Linked DNA regions of Homo sapiens: region 2 is linked to region 1. Evidence: chromatin loops called from intact Hi-C (ENCODE). Cell type or tissue: Panc1. All regions are shown on one strand. Links, peaks and the distances in the headings refer to the core of each region. The heading gives the core; the rest is flanking DNA. Region 1 has its middle 93 kb from the start of LINC02530. Region 2 has its middle 21 kb from the start of EDN1.

What was found. Peaks named below come from ENCODE experiments on the same cell type or tissue, not always from the same donor. Only the 100,000 strongest peaks of a DNase experiment are listed, where the experiment ranks them.
Region 2: a loop joins it to region 1, with 2.4 times the contacts of the local background. A loop is called at or near these places in 7 of 110 quality-filtered maps.

Annotation. Positions count from the first base shown.
Region 1 is chr6:12,490,949-12,493,878 of GRCh38, forward strand. No RefSeq gene overlaps it. Among named protein-coding and RNA genes, the nearest start is that of LINC02530, 93 kb to the right of the region's middle. In Panc1, for the core only: no CTCF peak of the experiment used is centred there; a DNase peak (open chromatin) is centred at 1,603; H3K27ac peaks cover 1,724 bases.
Region 2 is chr6:12,309,987-12,312,916 of GRCh38, forward strand. No RefSeq gene overlaps it. Among named protein-coding and RNA genes, the nearest start is that of EDN1, 21 kb to the left of the region's middle. In Panc1, for the core only: CTCF peaks have their summits at 1,273 and 1,474; no DNase peak of the experiment used is centred there; H3K4me3 peaks cover 402 bases; H3K27ac peaks cover 2,500 bases.

The sequences.
Region 1 (2,930 bases), core at 312-2,811:
AGAAAGAAAACTTTATGAAAGGAAATCAAGAGCATTTCTCCAACTCCACGAGCCCTGCAATAACAGGAAACAAAACTTCTATTTCTGTAGTTTTCCAGATAAGAACTGAATAGTGGATTTTTTTTGAAGACATGTGGCAAGTACTGTTTAAGACATATAAATTAATGTCTATTGCACAGGCTTGGCTGGGTGACTCACATTGCGGCTTCTATTTCTGGTGGGGGAGACTCAGATACATTTGTCATGACTCCAGTAAGTGGTAAAAAATGACAAATTGGCAGAGAAGAAGTTGTTGCTAACAATGTGGCCATTTCAGCCTTGGTCATTCAATGGGACCACTCTGCCCCAAGAACATTCTAGGCTGACTGTGAAGCACAGCAAAGCCTAACTAGTTACTATGCAGTTGAAGCCAATTTCTAGTGGCCTCCTAAGACTCCTACAGTTCAGATGCTCTCCAAGAGTAGACAAAACAATGGAAAGACATGCCAGAGTGTGCAAAGAATGAGGAAACATTTTCATGTTTCCATGTGCATTTTCTTGTTCATGCTTTCTGTTCACTGGAAACACAAGATGTAAGCAGAGATATTGGCAAAGAATGATGGGGCATTCCAATATTGAGACAATGGTATGAATGAATATTCATAATAAAGGTCAGATGCTTGGAGGTTGAAGCAAAATCAGGTGAAGAGTTGCCAGTGACTGTTTACAGTCTTGAGATCTTCATGCCTCCAGCATGAGACCTCATGAGAGATCCTGAGACCTCCAGGCTCCCCTCAATGAGATCTTCCATGGAAACTAGCACTCAGTCGCCTTAAAAGGGATCTTTCTTTGAATATGCAAAGAAGTGGTTTACTCAGTTAGTTCAGAACATATTTGCTAATTACAAATTATATACTTCAAGTACAATAGCTAGCTGGTCTATTACAATATACTTCCCCAAAGTTTTCACAAGTCACGTTGTAATAGCAAACATAATTAGGGAGGTATGTGTGTTTCATTTTAAAGTTTATCCTCTTCAGCAGCTCCGAAAAGGACAGGAAAGTTAGGTCAGAAATCCAGGAGGCCATTTAAGACACAAATCTCTCAAAACACACCGTCTGAGCACATGCTGATATGGAAATATGTACATTGAGAGATTCTTTAAGTTATAATGCAAAGGTTCTTTTTTTATTTTATTTTATTTTATTTATTTATTTTTTTGAGATGGAGTCTCACTCTGTCGCCCAGTCTGGAGTGCAGTGGCACGATCTCAGCTCACTGCAACTTCCGCCTCCTGGGTTCAAGTGATTCTCCTGCCTCAGCCTCCCGAGTAGCTGTGACCACAGGCGCATGCCACCACATCCCACTAATTTTTTGTATTTTTAGTAGAGATGGGGTTTCACTGTGTTAGCCAGCATGGTCTCGATCTCCTGACCTTGTGATTCGCCCTCCTCGGACTCCCAAAGTGCTGGGATTACAGGCATGAGCCACCGCACTCGGCCAATGCAAAGGTTCTTTTATGGTCAAGGTTTTCAGCTTTTTAATCATGACACTGGATTATTGGCTTCCTTGTTTGCTAAGACATTATTGATGTCATTCCTTGTTGACATGACTCAGAGAAAAGAATTTTTAATATTTGATTATGTCAACAATTGTGAAACATTACTGAGAGCATCAAAGTAGAAGAGGGTGAGATGAGTACCTTTGTTGAATGTCTTATTGCTACAATCAGTAAATAACTGTAAAGATGCAAGAATAACATATCTCCACACCCAGATTCAGTCACTGCTAATATTTTGCTATATTTTGTTATGTATTTTATTTTTGCCTGTTCTAGACCACATTTATCCACAATTTTGCATCCTGCTTTTATTACACTTAACTTTAATACCATAAGCAGGTTACTAGGTTATTAAAACTCTATGTAAAGATCACTTTTATAAAGAGTGATCTTTATTAAATTGACACATAAAGGTTGTTTGCAGTGGGTTTTTTTCTTTCTTTCTTTCTTTCTTTCTTTTTTTTTTTTCTTTTTTTTTGAGACAGAGTTTTGCTCTTGTTGCCTAGGCTGGAGTGTAATGGTGCGACTTCAGCTCACTGTAACCTCCGCCTCCTGGGTTCAAGTGATTCTCCTGCCTCAGCCTCCCAAGTAGCTGAGATTGCAGGTGCCTGCCACCACTCCCAGCTAATTTTTGTATTTTTAGTAGAAACGGGGTTTCACCATGTTGGTCAGGCTGGTCTCGAACTCCTGACCTCAGATGATCCACCCTCCTTGGCCTCCCTAGTGTTTCTTATTATAAATACTTTTGTGTGAAACATCTTTTCAAACAAACCTCTTTCCTTGTTACTTATAATTTCATTGAGATTCTTAGGAGTGAAATCATTAGGTCAAAGGTGTAACTTTTTGGAGCTATTGATATGTATTGCCAAACTGCTAAATAGAAAGGTTGTACCAGTTTATGCCCCAACAGAAGTTGATGAAAATACAAAAAGAGAATGCCCTTAGGCTTCATTAATTTAGTCACAGTCATGTGAGAATTTATGCTTATGGTAAACAGAGCATTGGTTAAAGATAAACAATTGAAATATTTTTGTTTAAGATAAAATGAAGGCAGAAGGCATCCTTAAAATGCTAATAAATGCTGAGAATTTAAAAAGATCTACTAGGAGTGTGCCAGTCTTCCCGATGTCCCGCTCCCTCAGTGGGGGATGTTCCTCCCGCGTTCCTCCCACATAGATGCAGTTGGAAGGAACATCTCTCTCCAAGAGACTAGACATTGGGAAGACTGGCACACTCCTAGCAGATCTTCAGAGGGAAGGCATTGAGAACAGTTGGAGGGAAGACACAGAAGCTGGGCTGGAGAGGGAGGAAGCTGAGAACCCCACACAGAGCTGCCATGCACTGGGACTATTCCTAGCCCCCAACAATTCCTGCGGAGGGGGTGAGTTAA
Region 2 (2,930 bases), core at 151-2,650, 180 kb before region 1:
GCTCCTATACTTTTCTGTGTTCATGTGTATCCCTACTAGTGTAACTTCTCAAAATGCCAGAAATTCATTAATAGATATATACAGATTTTTACCACATAAAATAAGAGGCAAATTATATAAACTTAAAATGATGTTTAGCAATTAACGTTCAGTATTCTGCTTTTCTCAGAAATGATCTAGGCAGCTACTGGATATCCATTCATTAACTCAATTTATTATTGGCCCAAGGTTTTAAGTTTCCTAAAGACTTTGCAAATTATCTTCAAGCTGACACATTGTATAACATAATTACTGCTGAAATAAAATTTGTCAAAATAAGTCTTCAAATTACTTAAACACAAATTCGCATTTTTTCATCATTTTAAACATTTAGTAGAAGTGATGCTAGCTTCCTCAATTAGTAAATCTGTATAAGTTTAAAAAATATTTACAAATATAACAAAATCTGTGCTTATGCAATATTTAACACTGATAAATCAGAGAAAACTTAGCTGTATTTATTAAATCAAAATTATTAAGCTAGACTCATTTGCCAAAAAAGTACCTAAATTACATAAAATTAGATTTCTAAATTATTTCTGAGTTAATATCTATAACAATACCTTTTTTAATCCCCACACTGAAAGTATTAGAGGTTCAATTTTCTTAATTTCTTTCTCTTCATAAAGGGATATTCTTAATAAAGGAATATTTAGTCAATATAAATGCTTATTTATCTCTAAGCAAATCAGACTAGAGATTCTTTAAGACATTTCCTAATCTAGCTTATTGATATTATCAGGAGATAGAAAAATATTATACACTCACACGATGAGAAGTAAAGGACTTTCTAAATACAGACATACTCACAGAGAAAGCTTATAATTTCATTTCTAAAATTTCAGTCAGATGTCAAATATAAACCAACAAATACAAAACCCGCCAGTCCAGATATTAACTTCCTGGTTGGCATAATATTCTTAATAGATTTGAACTAAAAATAGACAGACAGAGAGGAGATTCTAGCTAAATTCTGTCACCTTTCACTCAACAGAGACAATTACCTCTATAAACCATCAGTTGCTTAAAGAGATCATCAAATGTTCAGACCATGAAAATAAAAGTTGTCGCTAGAAATTGAGTAAGTGCTCAGGAAAAGTAACAATCAAATCTACTGTGCTACTGATGAACAAAAGTCACATGAGTTGGACTCACCTTTGGGTCCCCGAATCTGTAGTCCGGAACACAGAGGGCTCCAGCTGCCTAGATACCCCTGTGGAATAACAGAGCTCTGAAGTGAGGCCCAAGCTATTCAAGTTATTGCACCCAACAGAGGGAGTCCTTGTAAGGAGAATGGGGTAAGAAAGGGAGCCTGGTCAGCACAAATGTATCAGGAAAGTGGCTCAAGTGCAGTAAAATGACTAAGAGTATGGTCATTGTATTCAGATATACCTGGATTCAAATCATGGCTCCACTGCTTATAAGCCCCTTGGGAAGCTATTTTACCTTCCCAAGTCTCCATCTATTCATCTATAATATGGAGATAATAATACCTACCACACAGTGTGATTGTAGATTACCATTCCATATGAAACTCTGGAGACCGGCCCTTTATTCATCACACAAACCCTTCACCATATGACCCTAACTTACTTTTCCTGTTTTTGTTTGTTTGTTTGTTTGTTTGTTTGAGACAGGGTCTCTCTCTGTTGCCCAGGCTGGACTGCAGTGGCATGAACACAGCTCACTACAGGCTCGACCTCTTGGGCTCAAGCGATCCTCCCACCTCAGCCTCCTGAGTAGCTGGGACTACAGGTGCACACCACCATGCCCAGCTAATTTTTTTATTTTTTGTAGAGATGCGTCTCACTTTGTTACCCAGGCTGGTCTCAAACTCCTGGCCTCAAATAATCCTTCTGCCTCGATCTCCCAAAGTGCTGGGATTACAGGTGTGAGCCACCATGCCCAGCCCTCCTGTTTTATCTTCACCCTACATTGGTACTATCGTAGGGGAACATTTCTCAAATTTTGTGTGCAACAGAGTTAACCTAGAAAAATTGATAAAATGAAGATTCCCAGGTCACAAACCCCAGAAATTAAGACCTAGTAAATGATAGAACCTAGAAATCTTTGTTTTAGCAAGAACCCAGGTGGTTCAGACATAGGTGTTTTTTAGATTATGTTTAATTTTAAAAATATACCACGTGAGCAGCCGGGCGCAGTGGCGCATGCCTGTAATCCCAGCATTTTGGGAGGCCGAGGTGGGCAGATCACGAGGTCAGGAGATAGAGATCATTCTGGCCAACATGGTGAAACCCCGTCTCTACTAAAAATACAAAAATTAGCTGGGCGTGGTGGCGCACACCTGTAGTCTCAGCTACTCAGGAGGCTGAGGCAGGAGAATCGCTTGAACCCGGGAGGTGGAGGTTGCAGAGCTGAGATCACGCTACTGTTCTCCAGCCTGGTGCCAGAATGAGACTCCATCTCAAATGTATATATACACACGTATATATACATATAAGTGTATATATATGTATATATGTGTATATATACATATATTACATATATAACATAACACATATATTACCTCTATAACATACATATTACATATATATTACATAGATGTTACATATATTATATATACACGTATACATATATCTATATATACACGTATATATAGATATATATAAAATGTTAGCTATTCCTCACCCTGGCTGTGAACTTTCGTTTCTCTCCACCCAGGCTTTTGAAATGCCACTTTCTCATAGAAGAATGGCTTTTCTTCAAGGTTCTGCTGGTGAGCTGTTTTTTAAATGTGTTCTCTTCTGTGAGGCTTTCCTGGACTTCTCAAGGCAAAAAGGCTTTGTGGTCTCTCCTCTGGTATTTGTTAACAAGTCTGATTCCCCACTTGACAGAGAGCTCTTGTAGGGGAGGCACGGCATCTTTTTTTT